Linked DNA regions of Homo sapiens: region 2 is linked to region 1. A link is a loop called in an ENCODE intact Hi-C map of the cell type or tissue named here. Cell type or tissue: endothelial cell of umbilical vein. All regions are shown on one strand. Each heading gives the region's core, and the rest is flanking DNA. Links, peaks and the distances in the headings are about the cores only. Region 1 overlaps CDIN1 (CDAN1 interacting nuclease 1). Region 2 overlaps CDIN1 (CDAN1 interacting nuclease 1).

Evidence for each region. A loop is a pair of places that touch in the nucleus more often than their neighbours do. Peaks named below come from ENCODE experiments on the same cell type or tissue, not always from the same donor. Only the 100,000 strongest peaks of a DNase experiment are listed, where the experiment ranks them.
Region 2: it touches region 1 in a loop (2.1-fold over the local background); 4 of 110 quality-filtered maps call a loop at or near these places.

The regions. Positions count from the first base shown.
Region 1 is chr15:36,799,951-36,815,671 of GRCh38, reverse strand. It overlaps CDIN1 (CDAN1 interacting nuclease 1), which reads right to left. Exons shown (of 11, transcript NM_001321759.2): 11 at 5,428-7,348. The coding sequence ends at 7,219. It also overlaps the pseudogene CSNK1A1P1. Among named protein-coding and RNA genes, the nearest start is that of MIR8063, 170 kb to the left of the region's middle. In endothelial cell of umbilical vein, for the core only: no CTCF peak of the experiment used is centred there; DNase peaks (open chromatin) are centred at 3,371 and 7,121; H3K27ac peaks cover 775 bases.
Region 2 is chr15:36,725,384-36,741,104 of GRCh38, reverse strand. All of the region lies in intron 10 of CDIN1 (CDAN1 interacting nuclease 1), which reads right to left. Among named protein-coding and RNA genes, the nearest start is that of CDIN1, 150 kb to the right of the region's middle. In endothelial cell of umbilical vein, for the core only: no CTCF peak of the experiment used is centred there; no DNase peak of the experiment used is centred there.

The sequences.
Region 1 (15,721 bases), core at 2,557-10,556:
GGTAAATATATTAACAAAATTGTCTTACCATGTAAAGCATACAATCTTCTCTGTCCTTGAAAATATTTTACACTTCTTTTTGGGAACATATTTTCAAACCACTATTATATACAATCACTACCTTATAAAAATGCACTGTACTAAGCAGAAAATTGATACCCAGATGATATAAAGGCCATGAAAGATAAAGGAGGCAGAGTGTTTAACTCACCTTGAATTCCTAGCCTGGTTTGAGTGGGAGAAAAAAAAAAACCACCCCAACCCCGCAAAAAAAAGAAAAAAAAAAAAAAGAAAAAAAATCTCCAAAGCTAGAAATGTGTAAAATTTACTAATATAATCTGCGAATTTCAAGGTCTTTGTGCAGGGCCAAAATATACAGGCCTAACGTTTTTCATTAATAATATAATTGAACTTGTAGACATTTACTGAAAATAATAATTATCTGCGCCCATCTAGTGTTTATCTTGAGGCTTAAAATCATATTTCTATGATTTCAATGACATATTTAGCTTATCTGTATTACTAGACAGACCTTAGCCATGGACAGACACTTTGCTTGATGTTATAGAACTATCAGAACAAGTTATTGCTTGTTTTATTACTTAGGCCGATGAACAGGTATGAATTCTGTTTCAAATGCTTAGAATTTATTTATACTTGCACTGAACATGAATGGCCCAGAGCAGGAATGGAAAATATGTGGCATCCCTGTGATCACTGCCTACTCTAAGAACTAGATCAAAGCCTTAGCTGCTAAGCTGAACTTGGCCTTGGAATTGCTTAATAGCAGTGAATGCAGCCACCATAAGCAAATAGAAAGCTACTTGCTGTCCATAGTCTAGGGTTAAAATATCTTATTAAAAACCTCATAGATTTCCCTCTTTCCTTCATGTGATTTGCTTTTCTAAAATTTCCAAATATTTTGTGTTGTTTTCATTTTGAAGAGGTAATGATTTATTTTTCTTCAAGAAGAGGATCTTTTGTTGCATTAAAAAAATTCCCCACAGCACCTCACATACTTCTAATACACATTAGGGACTCAATAAATATCTGTGTCTTAAATAGTTTTAATGCTGGAAATATAAGACAGAATTATCACCTGCAACCAAAGACCTGGTCTTAGTGATATCTGTACTGGGGGTCTGTTCTGTCCAGAAGCTCATGGAAGGAATAACAAAGTAAAGAGCCCCAACAAATTAAGTCCTGGGAAACTGGCAGAAAAAGAAGAAATGTGGAAGTTCCAGTTCCTTTTGTGCTACAAGTTTCCAAATTATGAGGAAATATGCCAAATGCGTTTGGCTTTCAAATAATAATATACTCTGAATTAATGAGTAACAAGGAAACACCCACTGAGCGGTTCATGGGCAGTATCTCTCCAAAGGTCAGATCCTATTGGCAAATGACCAAATAACCCTTCTCTCTTGAGCCAGCCAACACTTCTATGGCCAGGAAGCACTTTGCCATCAACTCAGCATTATAAAAGGGAGCAATTAAAAGTATCATTTGCAGTTAATCTAATAACTCCATTGAATATTCCAAAATCTGCTTGTGAAACACAGTTGATTTGGGACCCTGCCGTGATTTGAGGAGAAAGTTTTTTTTTTTTAATGGAAATATAAAGATAAGCCATTTCTTTTAAAAGAGAAATAAAGATTTTTAATATTCTCATTTAGCAACAGTGCATAAACAATAATGTATTAAGATTAACTTTAAGGCAAATGCAACAAAAAGTTATGTAAATTCCCCCCTTAAAACTAAGTGTGCATCCTAAAACACTCTTGTTGATGAATTTGATTTATTTCACATTTTGGGGAGTTTCTAAATTAATTAATTCTTTAACATCAACACATGATGATTTTCTCTGATTTTTGGTAAATACACTCATTTTTCAGATGAAGAAAATGAGAAAGATAAAGGTTCTAATTATTTGCTAATGCGAGTGATAACATATTTAATAAAACCGTGTCATTCATTTACTCATTTAACATTTATTGAATACCTGCTCTGTCTGCACCAGAATTCTGTTAGGCATTAGGGACTAAAGTGAACAAAGTTAGTGTAGTTTCTACTTTCATGGAGCTTACAGTCTAGTCGGAAATCTTGCATTAAACAAGTACAGAAATCACAACTGAGATAAAACAAAAGCAATCAAATAAAGGGTGCTTATAACTTTGTTTACTTAACAAAACTATGGTTTCCTGCAGAGGTGGTTTTATCTTTTTATCTAAATTTTGATTTGTCCTATAGAAGAAATTCAATTAAAAATGTAAAATACAGAAGGTTTACTATAGATCCACTGAATTGTTATTCCTGAATGTTATTTCTGAATTAGTGTTTAATGTTAAAATGACAAGGGTTTTTTTTTTTTTTTTTTGAAAAAAAAAGTGCTAGTTATTGTAGAAATACCTTTAACCAAGGCAGTTTCCAGGGGAATTAATGACCACTTTAGGTTAATGGTCATTGGATTCATGTTCAGCCCTCAATTAAACTCTGAACTTCAATTGTTATTACTTAATTGACTTGGTTATATTTCATGTCAGCATTTCAATATGACCTTCCTTTTAAAAAGTAAAAATTACCCTGACATAATACCATGAGTCTTTAGTTGAGCCTGACATTGTTGCTGCAGCCCACAGTATCTTTATATATGGTTGAGCCTAGAATTTGCTTAGCTTTGCTATCACTAGTGTACTTCCCATTATCCTTGCCTATAAAATGAGACAGCTTAGGATAAATCCAAGTGATGAGGGAAAAGGGATGAAAAAATAAATATATCTGTTGCCATGATTATTATTAAGATGCCAAATAAATCCACTGAGATCCTCACCACTTTATCCTAATTGCAGGGAGTTAGACAGTTTTAACGAATACCTCGAGTATCACAATTAAATACTATCAAGGTATGCTTATTTTAAAATGTTCCTATATTATCTTTTCCTTACAAGTGACTCCAAATATTCAGCTGTTCTTGTTAAGGAGATGAAAACTTAAATCTCCTTTACCTATACATTAAACAACAAGAACAAGTTGGATTTATTTAAACAATGAGTTGGATTTTATATAAAGTGAGTATGACACCCAGATCGAACTTTGCTATACTAAGTGAAACAAATTAAGGCACCAAATGAGCATTTCCCTTCCCCTGTACTGTGGAAATGTTTTAAAAGTCTTTTTGAAGTACTTTGATCAGGCTTTGAAATCATTTTAGTGGATTACTATTGTATGAAAACTGTAATTTATAGCGCTTGACCTAAGCAGCTCTTTGTCTCACAGCCATATTCAAAACAATAGCAGGAAAGTGAAAAACAGAAGGCGAACCCAAGTTGTTCAGGTTATTATTTAATTCATAATTCCATCTTCCTTATTTAATCTTTGGAATCCAAGCATGTTCTTAATAAAACAGGTTCAGATCATGTTTACTAAATGTAGGAAGGTTAGTTTAGAGTAACAAGATTAAATGATCCAAACACATGACCCTTCCATAACCCACGAGTGACTTTACACAGACAGGTTCAGATAGACGCTTCCCATAAATGGTGACATTGCAGGCAAACTTCTATTGTTTGCCTTTTAGTTTCCTCTCAAGTTAAGCTTGCTTTGTTCCTTAACCCTAATCAAGAATGTGCCTATTGAGATTTTCTCCTCTCATCTTGTCACAAAATAGTTATACTTTGAGACAACTTGCTCCCATCAGATCACATGAAAATGGCAAGCTACCCCCAAGATGAATGAGCTAGGAGTGATTCGCTAAATCATACAGACATTTTGCTATTTTAATCAGCTGAACACCACCACTCAGGCTGAAAGTAGCTATATAACCTTACTTTTTTTTTCTCTTTTTGCTCCTTTTGCCAAATCATTTACTGAAGGCATGAACTTCAAGCCATATTTAACCCTGTAAAATCTTATTATCTTAGTTAAAAGTTTTACGATCCTTCTGGTGCCACATATGCACTTGAGTATTTGGGCATGTGGAGGGTGCTTAAGTTGTGTTTCTCCCCAAAGAGGTTAGGCCAATTGCTCCCCACTCCCCAACCAGGTGTATGCATCAGGACATATTTTGGTCCTGGGATCCTGATCTTTTAGAGAGAAAAAGAGCCCAAGAGTAATGAGAAAATGCAGGGTACATGTCCATGTGGAGGGAAACTGGCAAAGGCCAACGCAGGGGAAGATGACATGGAAAAAGTGAAAAGTGAAGTGAGAAAGCATATGGAAGCAGTAAGGATTTATTGCAATTGAGATACCAGGTCTCTAGATGGGAACAGTTAAAAAGAGGAGACATCTAAGGCATCTTGGTTCCAAAGAGAAAAGAAAGCAATGGGTGTAGCTCCCCAGTGAGAAGCAAGTGAATTAACTGTTCACTTCAGCATTAATTAGTGTGGCCCACCAGGGACCATTTAGGTAGATTACCTCATCAGGGCTCTAAGCAGTCCCCTGGCGGCCTGAGTGAGTTAATGCACCCCCTCAAGACCAACAATTTATCATCTTTTCCAGGGGGAATCAAGCCTTGCAGATAATGAACAGGTACACACACCTACAGTTACAAGAAAATTATTTCCCCTGGAGGTCCAGCGTTCTACTTTAGACCCCTGAGACTTCCCTTTTATTTTAGATTTTAGGAGTGTTGTAAAGAGCTGACGTATGCTTCACTAGAAGGCAAAAGAAAAAAAGAGGATATGCAACTGTTTATGGTTTGTTTCTTTTTTGAGGGGGTACAGATGTGAGGTGGGAAGGAGTCTATGCAGTCGCCTTACAGATCAGTACCGGATCAGCTTTGCTTTGAGTTGATCTGTTTCCAGACTTCAAATGGTCGCCTATGTGTTTGTGAGGGCAGATGCTTGGCAAGTCTGCATATGCCAGGGAGAACGTCATTCAGTTTTACGTTTTACACACGCTCCTGCTTTCTGGCTTTGCATAATTCATTAGCATAGTGTGCAGAATGCACCATAAAACAAGATTTGGCTTTAATGTTAATGTTCTAATGATGACAGCAATAAAAATAAGTTGTCATTCCGTGTCTACTTTCTGGGGCTGATGTTTATATTGTCTAAACTAAAAAAACCAGCAAGCAGACAATGCATAGAGATGGAACACAGACAAGTATTTTTAACAGAAAAAGAAACAAACCAAGGAGACTTTAAGCTTCCAGTTGGGAACATTACTCTCTTCTCTCCCATACAGCTCCAATTCAAAAGTAGTATAATTATCACATTAGTTTTTATGTGTGAAAAACTTACTTTTGACTAATTTGTAACCTTATTGTAGTGTGTACAGTTTACTGTTGGGTTCTTTCTCACTTTTAAGGGCCAGATTTTAAAGCCTCATTCATAAAGAGGAGGTAGTGCCTTTGCTAGGAACACCAATACCTTCTCACAACACATTATGTCAGGGCAGCAGGTAAAAGAATAAATACAAAACGCAAGTACCTTTTTTATTTTTTAATTTATTTGTTCACGTTCATCATAATAAATTTGTTTAATGTAAAATAAACAAATCCTTGACAAGGGTTTAACAGGATTTTCAACATCTGTGCAGATAAATGTAATTTATTCCTAAAGAAAAAACAGTTTAGAACATGCCAGGAAACCTGCTTTTAACATTTTTGTATAAAGTGTGTGTGTGTGTGTGTGTGTGTATCCAGGCAATACAGTAGTGGTTTCAAATCATTCTATTTCACTCAGAAGCCTGCATGATGAATTTTATACTGAAACAGAAGTTTGCCTGACCCTTCTTTAGCATTTCATCTTCTGCCTCTCTCTTTTGATTTAATGCACCCCACTCAGAGTTAAAATCCACACATGTTGGGACCAGGTTTGTGTCCTTCAAAAGGAAAAGCAGCAGGCATATTTTTACAAACCTTCTTTGGTAGAAAATAAACAAAGTATAAATGACATATTTAGTCTTTTGAAAAAAATCAAGCAATGTATATAAGTTAAAGCTGTCTGCAAAAATTACATTGTTGTTATTAGTATTTCCCATATCATCTATTCAACATTATAAAAGTTGTTATGTCAGCATGGCAGGGTGGCGGGGGCAAATATTTTACTAAATACGTTTTGGGTACAGATTAATATTCAACTTCCCAAAAGATAGGTTTATTATTAACTTACTGATGTTTCGCTTTAGACTGAAATCTGATTTGCAGTACATAAAAGTACACAAAAGTGAATAAATTAAAGTGAACAAATAGAAAAATCTCCTTTATTTTGCTTATTTAAAAATTGCTCCAGGTTTATTTCTGGCACACTCAGTTCATACAAAGCTAAACATTTCTAATGCTGAACTTACTCGAGTGTTTTATAATTACATGGTATAAAATGCATATACTAAGCAGTATACAGAATGTGCCTTTAAAAAACTCGACTCATAAAAATACTAGCTCACGTACATACTGACAACTAGCCATGTTTAAAAATAAACTCTCCTCAATGTTGGGTTGTCGCCTCTCGGCCCCCAATCTAAAGGAGTGTGGTTTCCAGGCACAATGGAACTAATACTTTCAAATAAGATAAATCTAAAATATGTGGTGTTCAAATAACATTATTAAAAGAGGAAATTCTCATCAAGTGTATTTTTGCACTTGGCTTACTGTCACAGAAGTCAGGAAGCCGTAAAGATTGAATATAGCAAACACACAGCATAGGCAGGCTGCCATCAAGGTCTTCTGGAGCTCTGCAGGTGAGTACAAAGGTGGCTTTGGACTTTGTGGCTTCAGCTTTCCTAGGTTTGCGCTAGATTATTCCACGATGGTAATGCAATGCTGGGTCTCTGTGAGTGCACATGAAGAGAAAGGGAGAGGGAGAGACAGTGAACGGAGGCTTAGGGAAAAAAAAATAAGAGGGTGATTCGGTAACTGGGAGGAGAATTGAAAAATCACACCTTTCAGTCTTCACATTTTTTCTTTTGTTCAGCATACAAGGATAAACCATCCGGAAGAAAGAAAGATTATGACTATCTATAAACTAATTGTTTGACAGAGACAGAAATGCTGATAATGAGTGGGTTGTGTCTGTAGTTCTTGGCTGTTCACATCAGCAAGGGATGAAGGAAAACAGAAACTCTTGATATGTTTGTCTAAAGAGGTAGTGGTGTGACTACGGGCAGCAAGAGTTCAGCTGAAGTTCAGGGCAGATGTTGCCAGGATCTTACAGTGCAGGAAAGTAAAATTGCTTCCGGATTCACCTTTTCCTCCCAGCTTCTCTTCCAGGATCTTCAGGGTCAAGCTATGCTGTGGCATAAGGTGACAATGTTCGTGGGGAAACAGGCTTTGAGCAGGATGCCCCTTTCCCGGTTGCAGTCCAGCTCCTGGATAAATCCATACCAATAGATGACTAAGCCTGGCCCAAATCTGTAAAAACACCAGAAAATAACACACACACATGGTATCAACAGAGCTCTTGAAAAAAGTCACCTTGGGGCACTGATAAGATGATTAAATGACAGGACTGCACAAAATTTTTGTTTTGGTTGCTACCATTGTGACTGAAAATAGCCAAACTTATACCAAAGAGTTCACATAACACACATACTACCTTCTCGGATGGATGTGTTCCCTTTCTTTCCAGAAACCTGAAGTATTTCAGATATGGAAACTCTGAATCTTACCTTTCAGTAAGGTGTTATGAGCTTGGGCTGATGTGACTACCTAGCTGATGGAGGACAGATTCACAGTGCAAACAGGAATGAGCTGGGGAATGCCAGCCTTGGGATTTAAGTCTAACATTTAATGGTACTATTTAAAAAATTAAACTTGCCTAATAGCAACTAAGAAAAATAAAAGAATGTTTGAAAACAGAATTTAAAAAAATGCAACAACTTATGGTCCTCTTCTGGCTATACTGTTCTACTTATGCACCCATTGGGCTGGAAGTACCTCCTGTCATCCATATGACACACTGGGTCCCTTTACTCTCTGCATTACAACTTCTTTAAGTGTGGACACAGCATAAAGTTTGGTCATTGGTGCTTACGGAAATGAGGAATAAGGTCATATAGGCTTGTGACAAAGTATAGATCGCTACGGGCTTAATAAAACCTCAGCATTTCTAAGTTGTGCCCTCTGAATTATCTGCAATTTTGTTAGCAGTGACTGATCCCCGCCAGGCAGACTCAGGAAGTGGCCCTATGGACTACTTCACCCATCAGGAAGTTGAGACCTTTAGGCTGGGTTCATAAAGATGTAATCACTATCAATCACTGCACACAGAGAGATGTTTTGCACATCAGTTTCACGTTTTTCCTACCGAGGGCACTTAATTAAAGGGCAGCACTACTTTTGGTGTAGTGTTGCAGGAATTTTACAGTGAAATAATAAATTATGAATGTTGGGTTAGTAAAAGCATGTCTAAAAACAGAACTGCTTTCTGTATTCTAACATTACAGCAGGCTGAACCATGCTAGGCCAAAAAGCTTTTGCCTTCCATGATTTATTATATGCTGTAGTGTACTTGCCAAAACTAACAATACAGGATGGGCTGCGAGATACTGTATGCACAGGGACAAGTTCAATTGGATGTCACGGCCTGGTTTATTTGGGGATCCACATTAGTGGGGTAGCCAAGTTGTATTCAAGATTATTTAAAACTTTGGGATTCCCCTCTGTGCAGGTACAGAACCATGAGATGGCAGCTCATCACTTGATCTTGTTCTAGAAGATGTAGGAACTGGGTATAATTAGAAGCCTTGGAGCACCAGGCCCACTGAGATTTATCAGCTGCAGATGTTCTCTTCTTCCTCAGCATCCCCAAAGAAGAGATTCCTTTGGGGTCAGTAGAATTAGGCTACCTGTGCACAGGTGTGTGGGTCCCCAGGCTCAAATGCATACAAGACGAAGCTCACACCTGCAGAAGAACTTGCTTCCATTTAACCGAGGGTTTCTTAGTAACTTTTAATCACAAACACTTGTCTGTAATTGGAACATAAACCATTGGTACCTTTATTTTACAAAGAGCTCTATGATTAGTGTCAAATGATCTCAGATTTGTCAAAACAAGTCTGGCAAGAACAGAAAGATTTGTGATTCTGTGGACCATGTCTGAGAAGCCACAAACCTTCCCATCAGTGAAGCACCCCTGAGTCACGGCCTTGACAGATCTAACATTAAGCTCAACACATTCTTCCATTTTATTATACAGCCATTCTGGAGACCATGATGTTCTTCAGAAAGGTGCTAATATTTTCACAAAGGAAGAAAAAAACTGTGATCTAACAAGTCACAGAGAAGAACAAAAGAATATATGGAGGTCATAAAAAACAAGCCCAGTATTTTAAAGATTTAATAAACAAAAACACATATCACCAGCACTGAGCAAGTGAGAGCAGCCTGCACTTTCTTTGAACAGCTAAATCATAAGCCAAAGGACACGAAGCATGACAGCTCTTTACGAAAATGGCATTTTCTAGGCAGAAAAGCCAGGCTGGGGAACACCTCAGTGCTCAAGAAAATGGACTTGTTTCACTTGTGAGGCAACAGATATTCCTGCAACTCAAAAAGGTTTTGCAAGATTGTGAACCTGAACATTTCATGCAGTGGTTCACAACCAGGATTCCCTAAAGATACCAACACAGATCTATGAACATTTTGAGTAGGATTCATTAATAAGACTCTACTGTCTACCTAAGTTTTGTGTTTCTTATGGAACTATGTTTAGGTTAGGTAACATTACCTCTGTCAATGTAGCTCAAAACCTCTGATTGACAATATGTCTCTAATTAATTAAGAATGAGGAAACACAATGTCCCTTTGTAAATAGAGATTGATACGCTTTCAAATTATGTGGTCTTTGGGTGACAAAAGCAGTAAGGACTTTAGAGGGTGACAAGTTTGGAAATTTAATGGCAGAACAAGATCTGGCCTTATTCCCAGCACCTACTTTAGTGCATTTCTGAGCCTTCTTCAACAGCTCAGGATCCAGAGATTATCAGATGCTGACGAGATAATCTTTCAGCAACCTACCTGTTTATGAAGAGGCTGACCACATTAAGCAACTTTATATAATCAATTTCTGGGTTATCTGAAGTAACAGGAGGGGAAGTTTTGGTTGCTAATTTGAAATATCAAGCAATCAAAAATGGTAGAAGAGGTGTAAAATAGGACCCTAGAAAATTTTTATTTAGGTCAAATGCAGACTTTTGGGTTGAACCATTTCCTCTTTTTGATGCCTATTCTTATTTACTGTGGCACCACTAGACAAAAATGAGATCACTGGGAAGGCAAATACAACCTTTGTGACCAATAAAAATCAAAGAGACTTTGTTAACAACATTGAAAAGAAAAGAGAGTCCTTGGGTCTGAGGAGATATGCACAGCAGAGGTTGGTCTGCTACTGAGATTGCAGCCCTCCCTGCCAGCTGGGAGACCCTCAGGAATGGGTGTCCACGGACATCTGAATTGATTCTGGAAACACTTTTTAAAGTTGACTATAATTTTATGGTTGCTATACTCATGGTCAAGTAATAAGATCCAAGACCCCCAATGGATTTTAAAGACTCCTGGGAAGCAGCGACTAGAATGTGAATGACGTTTGAATAAGTAATTTTGCTTGCAAATAAAATATCACCAAATTAGCAAAAACAACAAATACGCCTTGAAAAAATGGGAGGTGAAAGCCAAGAGCCATCACAGACCATGAAGGCAAGAAAGATGAGGTTTTTCATAAGTAATGACCCCTTATAAATATGTTCAAAATGTGTTTCTCGGCTGGGGACAGTGACTCACACCTGTAATCCCAGCACTTTGGGAGGCTGAGGCAGGCCAATCACTTGAGGTCAGGAGTTTGAGACCAGCCTGGCCAACATGGTGAAACCCCGTCTCCACTAAAGATATAAAAAAATTAGCCAGGCGTGGTGGTGCTCGCCTGTAGTCCTAGCTACTCTAGAGGCTGTGGTGGGAGAATCTCTTGAACCCAGGAGACGGAGGTTGCAGTGAGCTGAGACTGCACTACTGCACTCCAGCCTGGGTGACAGAGCAAGACTCTGAAAAAAAAAAAAAAAAAAAAGTGATTCTCTGGTTTCATTTCATTTTAGGGTATTTAGAGAAATTCAATCAGAGACGATGGAACTAAAGCTGGCCCTTCTGTGCATACCTGTTTCCTAGTGAGTATCCCTCTGTTTCACCATTTGTCTGTTATATTGGGACCCTGTTGAGGGTAAAGACCAGGTTTTATTTGTATTCATGACCTCCATGCCTAACACAGTGCCTGGTACATGAAAGATACCCTCAAGGACAAGATGGGCAATACAGGGTTAGCACTAAGATGATCAGACAGCTTTGCATTGGTTATTGAATCAGTGCGAGTCTAGAGACAGGGGTGCAGGCAGGGGTCAGCCATTGCCTCGGCATGGCAATTTTATTAATGACCAGAGTGAGCACACTAGTGGCATACTTACAGGTTATAGTGAAAATAATATAGTTACAACAATGTTCATTATTAACACTTTCACCCCACTTACTATGTGCCCAACACTGTTCTAAGCACTTTAATATATATAGAAGCACTTTATATATATCGAACCACTTAATTTGTATGCCAACTCCATGAGGTTGGTACAATTATTATCCCTGTTCTACAAGTAAAAAAACCAAGGCATAGAACAATTAAGTAGATTGCCTAAGGTCTCACAGCTAAAAAGTGGAGGAACCAGTTTTAGAACCAAGGCAGTTTGTGATGCACTCACTATGAGGTAGTGATCGGTTTACTAAACAGGGTGATAGAATGTTAGACTTTAACCAGAAAAAGAGAGTCAATGTCCTTTGCAATGGTTAAGCCACACCTAGGGCATTTTGGAGAGTTCTGGTGTCATATTTTAAGGGCATGTCTCCAGTTTGAAAGTCAACCAAAGGAGAATCCTAGGATATTTGAGGAATGGTTAGAATAAGAGTATGTCTGATTTAGAAATGAACAGTCAAGGTTCACTAACACACTCATCATGTTCTGATTTTGAGAGTGCTCTTATGGAGGAAGGATTTGATTCGTGCTGTAGCTCTCAAGTGCAGACTTAGGACAATGCTTGAAAGTAGCCAAGAATTAGATTTTGATTCCACACAAATAAAATTTTTTGTATAACTGAAACTTTCAAAAACATGGAGTGAGCGGCCTTGCAAAATAGTGACATCAGTAGATCTGTTAAATCAAGGCTGGGCTTTCATTAATTTTAAAAAATTGAACCAATGCATACAAATTGGGAATGTTTACACAAAATCCTGCATATTTAGCTTTTTTTGAGAAACTAATCAATCTGGCAACAAGCAACTGAAGATAAGTAACAGCTGCCCCCTTCAGATATAACCTAGGTTCGCGGGACTGCCACAGTCCCCACTGTTCTCTGTCACTTTCTGATGCCGAGGATCAGTGCCAGGTATACCAACTGAGCTTCTTAGCTCCTAACTTGCACTATACAGCAATACTCCTCCTTGCTGCATATCTAGGATGCTAAGGTTACATAAAATAAAGAATTCTCCATATTTTCTCCAGTTCTATTGTTTTGGTAAACTTGGTTATTGGGTTCCTGAAGCTGCATATTTGAAGGAGTTGGTTACAGGGAGAACACTTTGTCAGTCAAGGTGAATTCCTGCTGGCAAGCAGTGAAGAGAGACATAAAAATGCCCCAACTGTGAGAGTCCCTGGCTGTTTGGTGTTGGGGCTAGCAGGCTTTGTCGATCTCAACAGGTGTTGAGGACAGTGCAGGAAACACAAATGCTGCTTACATTTTGTTCAGTTTTAAAAAAGGCAGTGAAAGCTGTTAATGTATTTTTAAAAGATTATCACCAAGAATGTTTTAAAAATGGTACTTCAGTGAGTAAATTCTTAGTTTTGGAGAAAAATCTAGCTATCCTCAGATAAGCCCTGAGGATTCCAGATTGCGAATGTTGGACAGAATATGATATAAGTATCTTTCTGTTCAAGGTTTCCTGTAACTCTCTGAGAAACTCAGTGGTTCAGACAGAAAATTTGGCTCCCCAAATTCAGGAAGAACTTGCTTACTCTTTTTTTTTAAAGTATAAAACTAAATACTCCCCTTTCCTTGCCACGCCTCTAACACTATCCTATAATTCAGGAATTACTAGGATGAGGCATCTTTACTTATGGAGAATGGAGAAGATTATTAACTTCCTATTGTTATACTTTTCCTCAAGGCATCCTCTTCAGAGACTGTTGAAAAGAAAGGCAGATGAAGGAATTTAGAGGTTTCGAATCATACTATTAGATATCATCTTGCTAAATTAACCCCAATAACCCCTCGTTGGTTTCCTGAAGCCAGCTGAGCTTCTAGATCTCCACAGATTTCAGGGAGCCCTTGACCAATCATTATGTCTATAAAGATGCTAAGTACATATAAAATAATATAAGATCTCAATAATCAACAACAAAGAGGTAACTAATATTTACTGAGCAGGCAGTGTTTCAAGAACTTTTACATGTACAGACTAATTTGGTACTCACTGCCACCCTATGAGGAGGGCACTATGACTATCCTCATTTTACAGATGAAGAAACTGGGGCCCAAAAAGGGCCAGGTTTCGAACCCAAGCCGCCTGGCTCTATGGCTTACCCTTGTAACTACTATGCTTTACTGTCTCATTATACCTTGTGTTTATATAGCATTCTATAACAGTCATTTGACTCTGAAAAATATTTACTACACCTGGATAGGTGATAGGCAAGCAGGGGTCCAGAAGCAAGGCAACTGATCAAAACCCCAGTATATGAGTTGGGATCCACCTATCTACACAGGGAATAACTCTAAGTTTGATGTCAATAGTTTCACGCTAAAAAGTTTATCTGGCTACTTATTTCAATTTAAGTATCACCACATTTAGGAAGTAGATGGAAAAGCAACCCATAATTCTGGCAAAAGAAATGAAAATAATTACTTTTGAGGGAGCATATTTTAAACCTTTGACAAACAGGTGGAAGTAAGCTAGGGAATGAGAATTACAGAATCACTACATAAAGTTCAGAGAAGAGAAATGTCTCACGCTGTGAAGGGGTTCAGAAGTTATGGGGCAGAATCTAAACATGAGGGAAGAGGAGTAAATCCAGAACACTGCCACAGCTTGTTCATATAAATGGAAATAAACAGCTGGAATAAGTTATGAGGAAAACTGAGGGAAGCAACGGGTCTAAGTGAACGTATGAGGTAGAGATTTGTTTTCCCAGAAAAGAAGGTTCAGAACTTGTTAAACAGGGTGATACAGTATGCCCCAAAGGCCCCAGTTTTGCTCCTAAAATACCTCTAGTATACAGATGCATCTTATGTTTGTGCCATTAACTTGGCTTACCCATGTTTTCAGCTCTATGAGAAAACCACTACATATATTTTTTAAACTAGTATGCTTTTACATCTCTTTTGGTAATAAGACGGTGAAAGGTGTGGGATTTATGTACTATTACATAATTTGTCTCTCTACCTGTAATCACGGAAACTGCTGAAATTGACCTAATACTTTTCTTCCCAATGAGCTGAATTACCATAATTGCATAAACAAGGATTCTCAGTGCAGTAGAGTCCTACAATATAAATCTGCATCTAGTCAATGAAACAAACAATTCTCAATTGAAGAATGACAAGTAGACTACGGAATGATCTGATAATTTTAAGTTTCTTGTTCATGAGGGTCTTCATCAAACAATAAAAACATACAGAAACCTTCATTCCTAGCCCAAATTTTTTATTTCAATCATAGGGAAATAAACTCCTTCTCTAAAACAAGAACAGCAGAGAATCATATATATATATATATATATATATATATATATATACACACACACACACACACACACACACACACATATATACACACACACACACATATGTATAATCATAATCATATATATATTTCTTTTTCTCTTATTATGAGTTGCTGTGTGGGGTCTGTGCTATCTTCTGAGGATGTGTGCAGACATGTGGCTGTTGGAAGTCGATTGTTTCACCATCAAAAAAAGACTTGCATGTGGTTTTTATGAAGAGTGCGTTTTCAAACACATAGTTCACGATGAAGGAGAAACATAAAACATCTTGTAATTGTTTTAAAATAAACTCTTACACTGTTTATTTAGTTTTAATCTACGTGTTGTAGATTGGTTATGCACTTGTTAATCACTGTTGTATGTATATCCAGACAGAGTTGTAAATAACCTTTCAGTCCAAGTGAAATATGCTTGCACATGTTTATATGCAAAGTATGTGTATACTTATGCCTGTGTGTAAATACGTGTACAATAATAATAGATTAGTGATCATGTAATATAACATCATAAAGTTCTGGCACTATGGTCAATTTAATATACAATACAAATATTCTTTTTTCGTAGAAATGAAGTTAAAATATGATAACTTGGTTGTTTCATCTACTTTTTCTTACCTTGCCAGGTCTGTATTTGCAGACTGAAATGACCAAAGAAAGAGAACCTAGTTATGAGTATTCTCACTCAATCTATGCATGTTGGCTATGAAAAGTGCAACTTTATCTCTTTGAAACAACTTTCTATAATTTTGAAAATAAAAAAGTAAAAGCATATGATAAATACTGATTCACTTTGGGCCTTTATGCCACAAAGAAAATGTTATTTTGAACAAAAATTTAAATGTATATAAATATACAACCACAACACTCTGAAATTCTCCATGGTGATTATATACCTTGATATTTTCACATCCATGTTAAATTACCTGAAAAAGTAGTTAATTTCTACTTTGCTTTGTTCTATATTGGATATAG
Region 2 (15,721 bases), core at 4,385-12,384, 76 kb after region 1:
AAAAGCTGGGTGTGGTGGTCCACACCTATATTCTCAGCTACTTGGGATGTTGAGGTAGGAAGATTGCTTGAGCCCAGGAGCTAGAGGCTGCAGTGAGCCATGATCGTGCCACTGCACTTTAGCCTGGGTGAGAGAGTGAGACCTTGTCTCAAAATAAATAAAAATAAAAAAAAAATTGAAATGCAGGAGAGCAAACATAATTTTTTTTTTTTTTTGAGATGGAGTCTCGCTCTTGTTGCCTAGGCTGGAGAGCAATGGTGCGATCTCAGCTCACCGTAACCTCCGCCTCCTGGGTTCAAGCGATTCTCCTGCCTCAGCCTCCAGAATAACCGGGATTACAGGCATGCACCACCATGCCCGGCTGATTTTTGTATTTTTACGGGAGATGGGGTTTCTCCGTGTTGGTCAGGCTGGTCTCGAACTCCCGACCTCGGGTGATCCACCTGCCTCAGCCTCCCAAAGTGCTGGGATTACAGGCGTGAGCCACTGCGCCCAGCCCATAAAAATTTTGATATTCAGCATGATTTGAAGAATTACGAGATTTGACCATAGTGGGCCCATTATATCTCCATAGCCACATGAGATGAGCTGAGCAGGGCTGTTTCACGTAGAAGTGCTACCATCTCTCGGTATCACCACAGTTTCCACTCCTTTCTGTTATCTGTCTGGTCCCTGCATAATCTCGGATCTAAGGTGATGTCATTTGGGCTTTTCAGTTATGACAGGTATGGTTAGTTAGGATGCCTAAGTATATTTACTATCTCCTCTTACGTAGCTTAAAAGTGGTACTCCCCACCCCCCACATCTACCTCACTCATATCCCACCACTGATGTGATTATCGTCCACACAAGAGAGTCCAAGAGGGCATTCCAAAGGGGACACAGGTATTAGATGCAAAAAAGAGGTCCTTCATCAAATAAGTTTAAGAAATGTAGGCTTAAACAATGAAAACATGTTTCCTTGACACAGAATTTCTCAGAGCCGTTAATATTCTAATGTAGTAGGCAACATTTTCCAAAATTATTCAACCCCCCAACTTTTGTTTGGAGAGCATTTTCAACAAACCATATTCAGTGAAACTTTCGGGCAAGCCCTTTTCCAGTACAAAATAAATTTGTTGTTTTTGCTAAGCAATGTGGATTCCTGTAGTAAATATGACATTTTAGATACATATTCAATCAGAGTTTAAAAAAAGAATAAAACTTTGTATATTTCATTCAGAATACTAATTTTTCAAATTTTTTGGATGTGATATGTGCAGAGATGGCCAACACTGTGGATCTTTTAAATTCAATAACATGGTTTTTGTATAATTTTCAGTAATCAAAATGGTAATAGGAGAATACATACTTATTTTCAGTTGGATCCAAGACATCATCTCATGCTTTACTTTAAACTTGCTAACATTTGGAATATTTGCATAATTAATTTTGAAGTTTGATACTTGCCAGTAATGGTTAAAATACGTGTCACAGTGTGCATTTCCTATAAATGGCTTTATAAGTATATTGTAACACGATCTCCAAACATACTGATAACATATAAAACAATACCAATAATTTTTCTTTAAGTTGGTATTATTTCTCTCAGAAATTGCAGTGGGCTTCCCAGTAAAACCAAAGCGAGGGAGAGAGGAGACAGCCTGTCTTTTCTTTGTTTTTTGTTTTGTTTTGTTTTGTTTTGTTTTGTTTTGCATTTAGAGACAGGCTTTCACTCTATTGCCTAGGCTTCAGTACAGGGTTACCATCACTGTTCACTGTATGCTCAAACTCCTGGGCTTAAGGGATCTTTCCACCTCAGTCTCCCAACTAGCTGGAACTACAGGCACATGCCACTATGTCTGGCTTTTTAAATTTGTTTTTGTTTTTTGTTGTTGTTGAAACAGGGTCTTGCTATGTTGCCCAGCTAGTCTCAAATCCCTGGCTGCAATTCAGCTTCCCACCTTGGCCTCCCAAAGTGTTGGGATTATAGGCATGAGCCACTGCACCCAGCCTTGTTTTCTTCAAACCGCAAAACTCAAAGACTGATGATTGTTTATTTTCCATGGCATATATATTAGATTTGTAACATTCCTTCCAAGTCTCAGAAACTTTGGGAACATCAAATGTTGTAACATTAGCAGTTTGTGCTATTAACATTGGTACATGATATTTACATTTTAAAAATACATTATGCCTATTCAAAATAAACCATTCAGTGCCTGGCACATAATAGGCTCTTATTACTTTAATCCTAGTGATACAGGGGTAAACAAAACAGACAAAAATCCCTGTCCTTGTGAAACTTTTATCCTAGTGGGGCAAACAAAACAGAGGGATATTATAGATCATTTTAGGAGGTAAGGATTATGGAGAAACATGGAACAAAAAAGAAAGCTGTAGGCTGTTGGGGGGGTCAGATTAGGTCTGAGAAGGTGGTGATGTGTCTGACTTTGGACAGTGAGCTACGTATGTACCTCAGGACAGTGCTTCATGTAACAGGGAGTCAGCACAAAAGGCCTGGGGCAGCAACGTACTTGACAAGTTTGAGGAAGAGCAAAGAGGCCAGAATGGCTGTTGCAGAGTGGGTAAGCGGGGAGTGTGTGGTAGGAGATGAGGTCAGAACAATAACTGGGGCAGAACGATCTAGGGCCATGAAGGCTGATTTTGGCTCTTACTCTGGGTCATAGGGAACCACTGCAAGAAGTGGCATATGAGGCAGAGAAACAAGAATGATTCCAAGGTAGTTCATCTAAGCAAATGGAAAGACAGAATTGTCAAAACTGAGATGGGAAAAACATTTAAGGACATCTGGAATTCAGATATGGCTACGCTGAATTTGAGATATCTGCCATATATTCAAGCAGAGGTGTTGAATGGGCAACTGGATATATGGGTCCTGAAGTTCAGGGAGAGGTTCAGTATAGACCCATAGCTTTCGGAAGTATTAGCACGCAGATGGTATAAAACTAGATGAAATCGCCAAGCCAAAAAAATAGAGAAGAGGATGAAATGTTGAGCTCTGGGACACTCCAACATAAAGAGAACAGTTAGAAGAGAAGGAAGCATGAATGGAGATTGAGAAGGAATGGTTACGAAGATTGGGAGAAAACCAAAAGGTGTGGTACTCTATAAACCAAATAAAGTCAAGTTTCAAGGAGTCATCGGTAAGCTTTGTCAAATGTTGTGGACAGGTCAAGTAAAGGTGAGTTCTGACCTGGTGATTTTGGTCATAAATATAGTCTTGAACAATATTATCTTTATTAATAAGTATGAGTTTATGTGACAATCTAGGACACCCTATGTACCTCCCACACCCAGATGTCTTTTCTAAACAAAAAGCAGCTCCAGGCATTTCCCTGTATATGAGTATTCTTATTTGGGTTAAATTACTTTACATTCTTGGGATACAACCAACTGATTAAGTGATTGTCCTCTGACTCATAAGCAGCCGGTACAGTGATCTGATCCCATAACTGCTTAATAAGGATGAAGAGTCATTAACTGGACAGTAACTAGCTAGACAGTAACTAATTGACCCAGACTATTAGTGAGACAGGATATGAGAGACAGAGAAAAGGGAGCTAGCAGAAGTCAGCTGTCCACAAAAGCCTCATAATTCTTGAGGTAGTACTCCATGTAGTCCCTGTCACAGCAATGGCACACACAAATGAAACCTCCTGGTCTAGTTCTTTATCATGTCACATTACGGTGGCACACTCTGGCAACATGCAGATTAGTTAATATTTTCCAAATGCTCCTAACATAACTTTAGCCTCAAATGCAATATTTGTTACCTATAGTCTAGATTCTAGATGAATCACTTCATTTGAATAATTTAGCAGAAGGGGAGGTCAGATATAAAAGGCAAAAATAGGAACGACCCAGGTATTGGAACCTGCAGGAGCAAAGGCATGCAAAAGGGCAGTGTGAAGCAATTTTTGTTTTTTTTTTTTTTGAGACCGGGTCTCACTCTGTTGCCTAGGCTGGAGTGCAGTGGTGCAATCTCAGCTCACTGCAACCTCTGCCTCCTGGGTTCAAGCAATTCTTCTGCCTCAGCCTCCCAAGTAGCTGGGATTACAGGCGTGTGCCACCACGCCTGGCTAATTTTTGTATTTTTTAGTAGAGATGGGGTTTCACCACGTTGGCCAGGCTGGTCTTGAACTCCTGACCTCAGGTGATCCGCTCGCCTCAGCCTCCCAAAGTGCTGGGATTACAGACATGAGCCACTGTGCCCGGCCAGTGTGAAGCATTTTTAAATGATTAAAAAGGGTGTGAGGCATATTTGTTTGGCTAGAAGTAGGGAAGTGTATGGAGTAACATCTTGGGATATGGCTGGAAAGGAGGAGGTCAGACTGTGGAAGACCTTAAACGTACTTCAAGACAAGAGGCCTGACTTTCCTCTGCAGGCAATGGACAGCCATTATTTACCAAGATTTTAAAGAGATCTGGATGGGTAATACTGCTAGAACATTAACAGCAGAGCCCTGAAATAACTCAGCATCCCAGGCACTCATCAACAGCAGGTCCAAGTGAGTAGGCTTAAGGTTCTTCAGCCTTTCCATTAGGAATTAGAGAATGTTTATGCAATTGAGTAGGATGCAGGAGTATAACCAACTCATTATCAAAGCAGCATCTCGTAGACACATGCCTATGTGGCTTTGAAACAAACATGGGAGAATGTCAAGTTCTTCCATTAAGTGGGTTGGGGAGTAGAGGCCACCAGCATGAAAGAATATCAAGGTACTGGACAACAATGGGAAGAGGAGAGTAAGTCAGTAGCTGTAGAGTGTAAATCAAGGGAGATTTTCAAAGCACAGGGCAAACCATGCAATTCTAGGGAAGAGGGAAAACTGAGGAAAGGAAGAAGTGTAATAAGAAGCCACCTTCATTTGAGACAAGTGGAGAGAATAAGCAAAAACAGAGAGAGAAATGGGGGTGATTTAAAGCAGTTCTATGTGGGAGTTCTCTACCTTCTCAGAGAAGCCTTGGAGCAAGGTCTTGGGCTAAGAAGGTAGATAATGGGGACAGTTATAGAAACTGTTTAGGAGTAACCAAATAAAATTGTTTTCTTAGAAAAGTTAAATGAACTAATGGGGAGGATGCTACATGTGCCTCCTTCTTAACACCAAACTCTTAGCAACTAAATCCTATGACCAGATAGTAACTTTTTTCCCAAATAGTTCCCTCTAAGCATTACAATTTTTAATTCTGTTCTGCAGCTGTGGACTTTTAAAGGATTGAACTGCATGATTAGCAAATGTTTATTACTTGCAAATGAATTAATATTAAGTGCTGGGAAATTAAACTCAAATATAATTAATCCCAAGTGGAAAAAAATTATTAAACAACACAATTATTAAAGTGTGTAGCAAGTATATATTAAGATCACATATATAAATTTGATATGATAAAAGCATAATATAGAATCTTCACTTATCTTACAGTCTACCAATTAGAAATAATGTGTATGAATAATGCAAAGATCAACTTTAAATTTTAAAAGTGCAATAAGACTATATACAGTTTTTAAATTTTAAAGTTGATCACATAATATGCATATATATGCACATATGTATGTCTTTGGTAATTTTAGTGATTTAGGAAATTAATCTCAAATAAAAATGATTTAAAATGGTTAAAAAGTGTAAGTATATATTAAGATAAGCATATTTAAAATAACTGATATGATAGAATGATAATAGGGAAATCCTTACTTAAAATGTCTTAGTATAGTCTACCAATTAGAAATAATATGTGTATTACTATGCAAAGATCAACATTAAATTTTACACTAAAACTATGTATTTCTGGTAATTTTAGTGATTAATGCTTTAATTAAGAGATGAGGTACATGCAGACATATGCAATAAACTGACGTAATTCATCATATTGAAAGAATAACATGATGAATGCATATGTATATTGTAAATTATACAACACACATGCAAATCATATACTCATTATCACACAGAGGCATTATTTTTCCTACAGTCAAAATGCAACAAATCTTCAAGTATTATTCAATCCACTGAATGACTATTTAGGAACAAAGTAGTTTGCAGTATCTTTTGCAGAATAATAATTTAAACTGAGAAACTCAAGTTAATGGAAATATAGAGCAGACATTTTTAGTGGCTACATCCCTGTGTGAGCTAAACTGGAAACAAGTCCCTGTACTATGTATCTAGTGTTCACTAGTGTCATTTTAAATGGAAGTCTAGACACAGGAGATTTTAATAAGGCCTTTAAGTACACTGCCAAATTAATCCTTATTTATTTATTTACATTGAACAGTGAATACATTGATCATTGACTAGTTGGAAAAATAGCAACACTGGCCCAGAAACAGATTCTCAATGAAAGAGTAATTACTTAAAAACACAACCTTCTGAGATTGATTTGTTTTTGAATGAAGTGTCCTAAAACAAAGACAATTTAAACATGAATATATTTGGTGTCTGGTAATAGCCAGTAAATACTGATGTGTGTGTGCTTGGATGAGAGCAGACTGGCTCTCCAAACCCTGAGACAGGCTAGGCAGGCTGAGGTGACGATGTAAGCTCTGAAGCTCTAGAAGAACAAACTTGGGTTATTTATAAACAGCTACTTAGCACAGAGTCAGGTTAACCTTCTCTGCTGTAATTCAGCTTGGAGATATACTGTTAATTAAGCTTTAGGACTGAACTCAGTGGAAAATAAATGAGCTTTTTTTAAAAAAAAAAATTATAAAAGTTAAAGTAACTAGGGAAGGAATAAAGTACCTCTGGAATTCTTATACCCGACTACATAGTATTAGTATTGTTCTAAGGATGAACAAAGTGTACATGAACATGTTAATTAAAACAAACAGCATATGCACTGATATTTCTGATCATTTTAAACTTTAATTTGGGTAAAAGGACTCCTTTTAGGAGGGGGAAGACTACTATAGATGTTCCTACTTTACGGGTGAGATTGAATCACCATCTGTGAATCAAAAAGAGTAGGCCTTTTAACACTGTTATATACTTCAATGCATTATAATTCTCACTCTTAAATCAAACCTAAAGAAAAATATTTATAAGCTCCACTGTTGTATGAATCAAATATAATAGCTTCATGGATGACTTTTTCTCATCTAGGATAAGAAGACAATACCCCTATTAATATATTAACATGAAGTTTTATAACATTTTTAAGATTTCTTTGAAAAGTCTATTTTACTTTTTAATTAAATCTATTTTCCAGAAAGGTCTTGAAGGCCCTACAAAGTACCTTGCATTTTCTTATTGCTGACAGTTCTTGAAACCACGCTTGAATGCCTTCTTTATCCTTTGCTGAACAATTGAAAGATCATATGCGAAAAGACTGTGCCTTCTCTTTTTCTTGCTCTGTAATTAAGGCATTCTAATACATTTCCTCATAGTTGTTACAAGAGCAAACTGCTAAGATTCATAGATTGAGACAATTTTGATGCCCATGATTATATAAACACATGATTTTTTCTAATCACAGATTTAAAAAATAACAACAGAACTCCTTCAAACTAAATGATTAATCTCTGGAAGGTTAAGCTGAAATGGTTCTTCTTGTATTGTCTTAATGTATGTACACGATTCACAAAAAGGAAAAAAAAATACAATACATTTGGCTAACTAACCTTTAATATAAGTTGAGTAAATGATAAATTCATATTAAGAACACATTTTCTCCAAATCAATGTATATTCTGAGAGTCTCAGATTTTCAGGTTTTCTTGTTGTTGCTTAAAGATGAAAATACTGCATATGTGCTTAAAGTGCCAAGTAAATGCAGGTTTTAAAAATCATACAAAAAAATCAAGATTTTAATTTAAATGTATATATGTATATAAAATGTCTGAACAAAGATGCATCTAGAAATACATTTAGTTTAATAGTCCTTAAGTTGGGAAATTATATCTGTAACTCAAGAAAATGCTTTTGTAAACAGTGATAAAAAACAAAGCTTAAAATATAAGATTTATAAACTCTCTAATTCATTTGCCAGAAACATAAGGCTGAAGTTATACATCAACAATCATTTTAAACAAAAAAATGATTTGTGCTACTATTTAGGAATTAAACACTTTTCAGAGCACAAAGAAGTATGCTAATAAGTTTCTGTCATATTTTGAATAAATGTTCAGAATTTCTTACCCATTTTCTTTATTTAAAAAATACTGGGTTTGCTACTGGGTTAAAATATTGTAAATGGATTTGGTAGTGGCCAATTAGATGATTTTTTGAATAAACTTTGGAGATTAAAAAAGGTTTAGGTTATATCTTATGACTTAAAAACTTATACTGGTGATAAGAAAATACTAGAAAATATAGGATGTTATAATTTTATATTTAAAATGGTACTTTTAGATAATTCCCCTGACTTTTTTTATTTTTTGCAAACAATTTCAATGTATACAAAGCAGAGAGATCCCTCACCTCAGATATCCATCTTCCAGATTCTATATCCCTCTTTAAATCTTTCTTTCCCTATGAACTTATATATTTATTTTATTGAAATATTTAGAGGAAATCTCAGACACCAACTCAATCTACCCTTACATATTTTTGTATGTATCTCTTTTTCAAAGAAAGGACATTTTTTGACACAATTTCATACATAATGCCACAATGGCATTGTCATGCCTAAGAAAATTAATAATTTCTAGGTGTTAAGAATTCACAATAATTCATATTCAACTTTCAATGACTATCTAAAAAATGTGATTTTTTTTTTGTAGTCTGATGGAATCAAGGTGCAACAAACAGGATCAACTGCATTTGGTTAGGATGTCTCTTAAGTTTTTTTCCTAGTACAGTTCCTCCCTTTCCCTGTAAATTTTTTTTGTGCCTTTGTCTTGTTGAAGAAACTGTTCTGACTTCTTTTTCAATTGAATTTGGAACGTCACTGTTGAAGAAAGTGCAGCATTGGGCTGACAAAGTGAAACCTGCCAAACTTCTCAAATTTATTTTTTGGCTATAGAGGGGCAAAGGAAGTCCTGGGACATTTCTGCCTACTTCATGTTCTGAAAGATCTCCATGAAGCCCTTCAGCAAGTCTACCTGTCACATTAAGGAGTCTAAAACTGTGATAATCATTCATAAAATTTTGTGTTTTACAATACTACTGTGACGTAACGAAGTTTGTAAAATAGTTTTTATTTAATAGCATTAAGATATTTATGCATAAACTAAATGACATCAAATAAGCCAATAAATGTTTAGAAATCCCAAGTTTATAAATATCTTCCTTAGAATGTATAAGAAATAATTGAGAATTGTTTTTTAATAATCCTGGGAAAGAAATACAATTTGGCATGTCTCTTAACTTTGGCTTTTGCCCCCATTTTTAGGGATCATTTAGCCAGACAGGCAGGTTTTCATTAAATTTAATTTGTGTGGAGCTTAAATATTAAGTTGAGTTATTAGGATGGTAAACCAATTGATGGCTCTGTCTTTTAACATCTTGTGGTGCACTTTTTAAGAGAGATATATAGAATATTCAGAGGATTAGAAAATGCTGATGAAAATTACAAGTGTTAGGAAAGAGAAAATGAAACTTGAACATATCTCCATGGTATTTGTGTTACATAAAAGTGTAAATTAGCATATATAAGACTGGCTTAATCTTTCTTTGCAACAGCTTTAGCTAATAAAACTTCAAAAAGATCGGTGATGCAGTTTTTGAAAATCTTAAATATGAATGACTTTAAATGGAACCATATGAAGTGAATGACAGTAAAGTAATCGTAGATGAAATTACCAATTTCAAATGAAATAAATTCAAAATGAAAAGGATGAAGGGCAATTAAGTACCTATTTTGACAATTCGAAGTGGTCAAGTTTTTAAAAGTATGACACAGGAAGCTTAACCTATCTATATATGAGTGATAAATGAGGCATTTTGTGTCATTACATTCCCATAAATCACTTTCTTTAACTGCTGATGGCTTTTATCAGATCTAACCTTTTCAAGCTTCTATTAGAGTGCTAACATTTTCAACTTTGACACATGTGCAGTTTACAAATTCTGCAGCTGATTAACTCTGGACAGAAGCTCACTGGCATCATTGTCTTTAAGTTGGGTGAAAGCCTTAGGGTCTCAAAAACTCAGACACTTACATTACAGTACAAAAATCTCCATTAATGTAAGGGGTTGGGCTTTAGAGTTGCCAGGCGTTTGTTTTCTTTTGGGAAACAAATATGAACAAGACTTCATTTTCTATGAAACAGGTGATTTAGGAAATACTAAAAATTAGAAAAAAGAATTCGATGAGCAAGCCTGATAATAAGGGTTAATCATGTATTTTTTTGCCTTAAAATATATATTTTTGGCACTCAAGAAATATTGTTCAAAAAATGAGTGCTAAAGTTTAGTTTTGAAACAATCAAAACTGAAAATCAAAGATTAATACATTTGTGGGGTGAGGGATATGACCTGAAATACAATATAATTTAAGTGAGGCTTTTATACTGATTGAACCATTTTAATGATTTTTATGGAGAGATGCTAAATCAAACTAAAATATATAGCTTAACTTTCATGTAAATTCCCAACATGCTAAATTAAAGGTTGTTTTGGTTAATTCACCGGTCAATTCAGTTGAAAAAGAGATTGAACACTCTTACTCTGCCTACTTTTAAAACAGTTGTATTGAAATTATAAAGACAAATCATGTAGAAGGTAATGCAATTTCTGTTAAAAGTTACTTGTTAAAATACCAAATCTTCACAGGATACTCTGTATACATAAAATTAGAATAAACCACTTATTACCAACATGAAACATTTATCACAAGACACTTTAAAATTATCAAACTATTTGTCTATTAATAGTGTAGGAACAAATAAAGCAAATATATGAAAGCTGTAATCTATTAAATTGCAGACAAGTGAAGATCAAGACTTCACAATATTTTTAATTTTAATGGTCCTAATTTCTTAGTTGAAGAGTCAAATACAACAGTTAAATTGGACACCCTGAGGGTTTTGATGATTAACATGAAATTGTATAGGTAGATATGAATAGGTCAATGTATTTATATAAATAGCACATACATAAATACATGTGAGTAGATGTGGGTTAGTGGGAACAAAGATGTCAAAGAAATGTATTTAGAAAATATAATTGACATAGACCTTGAAATAAAGCTAAAGTTTAAAAAAACACTGTCTTTGATAATAATAACTTGACAGAACAAATCATGATGCTGGTTGTTTGACCAACAGGAGCCTGGGTACTTCAGATAGCATTAGTTTTGATAAGTACTACCAGTCATCTAGCCTAAATAATGAAACCTAGAGACAGACTAATGGCACTAAAGTAAAAATGTTCACAGAGAACCTCCTGCGGCAGATTGCCTCTTGTTGATAAATGACAAATCTTAGAAAAATAGTGGGGGAAGGACAACTTTTTCTAGCACCACAACCCACATAGTCTCATTAAGGCCTATCCATGACAAATTAAAAACTTCTTTATTTCACTAATAATGTCACTCATCACAGGAGCTGGGCAGTTACACTTTGACAATTCAGATGTAAATCCTGGGTTGCCTATGAGTATTCATGACAAAGGCATATTTATCATTTAAAACAAAAGGACACGACTTCTTGGTGTTCATATCAAAGACCAGTGATGGATGAGGCCATGCTAATCAAAAGACAGGCTAGAAAGAACACAGATGTTTGCTACTTTGATTAAGAAAAGACTATTCCCTCCCCTAAAACCTCCCCAATATGGACATTTCAAATGGTTTTAAATGTATAATTTTAAATAGATATCTAAGAATTTAAAATTCTCAGTGATAGCTCTTACAATAAAATATCATTTTTTTCCAACCAAATTATGGAGAGTCTCGAAACCAAGAAAAGATCCACCTACTAGAAAGTACTAGTTCCTCAGTGTAACCCACAGAGATATTTCCACAATTGGTACTGTCCTGAATTATTATTTTCAATCCAGAAAAATAAAGAGAAAAAAGTCTATCATCTCAAATTTTATAAATAGCACAACCGTAAGATGAAATCATTGTTAGGAATTAAATAGAAAACAAGGTTTAAGACATTTTTGCCATTTTTGTTTCTGGCCATTGTGTTGCTGATTTTCATTCCAAATGCTTTTCCAGTTGAAAACCATTAAAAAATAATTGTTTGGCTAGGCGTGGTGGCTCACGCCTGTTATCTGAGCACTTTGGGAGGCTGAGGCAGGAGGATCACCTGAGGTCAGGAGACTGAGATCATCCTGGCTAACATGGTGAAACCCCGTCTCTACTAAAATAGAAAAAATTAGCTGAACGTGGTGGCACGCGTCTATAGTCCCAGCTACTCGGGAGGCTGAGGCAGGGGAATTGCTTGTACCTGGGAGGTGCAGGTTGCAGTGAGCCGAGATTGTGCCACTGCACTCCAGTCTGGTGACAGAGCAACACTTCGTCGTAAGAAGAAAAAAAAATTTTTTTCACATTTTAAGGCTTATTTAAAACCTCAAAGGCAATTATTTCTGGTAATTTTAGCATTCATTACCATTTTGGATGAGAGAGACCAAAAATAAGCGTGGCATTTAAAAAAAAAAAAAAAAAGGAAGAAAAACAAGCAAAGATATTTAGAGGTGGAGCTATCGATAGCACTTCCTCCCATTCCTCTGATGAAGAGCTATCATCAGGGCTGGCTAATAGAAATCCAATTTACAAGGCCCTGCTCATTTGAGTGCCTTTCAAGATGCAGAGGATTGGTAACCCGTCAGACCCACAAACAAATGTCTGCTCTTCCAGGGCAGAACTATTTTAATGTTGGTTACTGGGAAGTCATCACTGTAAGGTCACCTTGAAGAACTGTGAATGGTAGGGGGGTGGGAGAAGCCCACTTCTAAGTCATCTGTTTCCTGCCAATTTTCCTTGTCACTTTTTCAATTCCAGTGAAGCATACTTGTTGATAAGCTTTTAATAGAGTGATGCATGACAAAAAACAAAAAAACAAAAACAATTCCTCCCTCCACATACAAAGCCATATGAGGGGAAAGAACTACCTGTGTATCATAAGAATACTTGGGAGCTTTGTTTTTCCTTTTGGTAGGATCATCTTCCTCTCAAAATCATGGAGACACCAAAGCCATACAGTAATTCTTAGCATGCATATAATCTGTGCTTCTTGTATGGAAAATTTGTGTCATATTAAATGTGTGGCTGGTGTTAGACCAACAAGTGTATTCCATTTTACAATACTGAGTTGTATCTACACATGTACCAGGGTCTACTTTTTACCGGCCAAAGTATTACGTGTCCTACTTATAATAGGTATGTTCTCTTTTTAAAATATATACCTACTTCTCACAGAGAGAGTTAAGAGCTGGATATGTCAGAGGGCTCAACACTCAATATATTAAAAGATATTTATAGAATAACAACAATGTTTCACCTTTTGGCCCTTTTATGAAAAATTTACTGGATGCCTAATATATTTAATATTCAGTAGCATGTGAGAATAATTTTTATGCAACTCTGATATTTAGAAAGATAGATAACTCAATTATTAGATCATCTATCAAAATATTCAGATGTATAAGAGGCTACTAAAAAGATTGATGACTGAGAAAGTCCACTGATTCTCTAGCCATCATATTCATGCATTTGGCCAGACAACATTTTTCGCTGCCTTCACAAGCAAGCTTCATTACCCATCACTCCACTGAAAAGAGTTTATTATGAGGCTGCCATCTTGGCAAGACTATTATTTAGATGATAAATGCTGAGGGGGAAAAAGTGTGTCTACTTTTTTCTTTTTTTTTTTTTTTTAAGAAAAAAGATGAGCTTTTCTGACAGATAAACAGCGTCTACATTTCTAATTAACTTAAATTTGGCAGATACAAATATGGGTCAGTTAAAGCTATGATGTTGTCTTCTGTCTGAATTTTACCCTTAATTTGCAAAATGTAAATTAACTAATTAGAAGAAAAACAGCATGATTAGTGACAAAAATGCTTCAGCTGGGTCTTTGCTTCCTGACATTTATGATCAACTATAATGAATTATTGCTTTTTAAAATAATTGATAGAATATATTTTTTTCTCACCACAATGAAAGAAATTTTACTAAGAATTTATAAAAGAAGGCCAGGAACCTGGCAAAACAACAGAACTTTGTTCTGTGCTTTCAGAGGGAAAGATATATATAGAATGCCATTATATTAGAAACAATTGGGTAAATTTATACTTGTGTAGCTGGGGTGAATTTAGAGGAAAGATATGTATAGAAATTAAGTCGCTGATAAACCCTGTTAAAAGATTGTTTCATATATAGAAAAAAAAATGCCTTATACTGGGCTCTACTACAGTTTATACTGTACTCAGGACTTAACCCTCTCTCTATCATTTCAAATGGATTTGCTGTATACTCAAGCAATTAGTGAGAATAGTGCTGAGTGGTGGGTTGCAATGTTAGATGGAGAATGGTTAGAAACAAGAAACTATCTGCCCACTTGAGTTTCAGCAGGGAAACCTGTCATTGTTAAGTAACATTAATCCATGTAATAGTTAAGTGAAAAGCAGTTTTCAACTATTCCTATGTAGATAAATGTTCTACAATGAGAAGTACATCTACAATGTCAGACATAAATGTCAATTAAAAGTTATACAAAATCCTGAACAGAAAGGTGTGTGGGGGTGGCCACGCTTGGCACAGTGGAGTGTGTGTGACTAGGCCCTGGGCAAGCAGAGCAGGATGGGGGGCTGTCAGTTCTCATAGCACACCATCTAAGAGGTCTGATCTGAATGAGGAATACCAGGAAATTGGAACTGAAGCCGAGTGGTAATGTAGACAGAAGCTGAATGTGCTCAGCTGATAGTGGGCATTAGCTCCCAGTGACATGACACCATTTGAAATGGTGGAGAAAATAGGAAGAGAAATGATTCAAACAAAGATGTATGATGTCTAGGGGTTACTGAAAAGTGCAGTGATATGAGTAAAACAGGTGAAGAGCTAAAACAAATACTTCAAAATTTCAGTCCTAATTTTGGGTATGCCATTAAAATATTTACCTTGGACAAAAGTATCTTAATTTCATTTAGTAGACAGTTATCACATTTGGAAACAAAACCACTGAAATACTTGAATACTCCTTTTTCCAATATTATGACAAATATGTAAACTTTCCACACTTTGCAAAGTGCAATCTAAATGCTCGGAGAATATTATTGCAATTATTTTATATTTATTAGCTGTGGAGACAGCATGAAAATCTTCCTGAATAGCTGCTTCTCATTAAAAAGAGTATTTTTTTTTAAAGCACTTAGGTTATTACTTTTATATTTATAGAAATTCATTAATAGTACACATTTTTCTTCCCCTCTCCATGCCACCATGATATACTAAATTAAAAAATAATATGGATAACCAGTCAAAGCCCCACTTCACAGTAGATAAATCTAACATAGAACATCAATTTATAAATGGCAGAAAATCCTCTTGATAGTTCTCTTGCCTCCAACTAACTCTTCAACCTTTTAACACATTATGTACACAGGAGATAATTACTTCAATTTATCTACAATTTACCTTTATGTACATTAATCTTGCACTTCAGAAGTAATCCTCAAACTTCTGAATTCCAATAAATTGGTTTCTATCAAAAAGATAGACTATAAAACATAAGATAGCACACAGACCTCCTCATTTGTTTAGTTTTTCTCTTTCCAGCTATTAACAATCTCCATTCACATTTGTCATTTTGAAAAACTAATTTTATTTTTTAA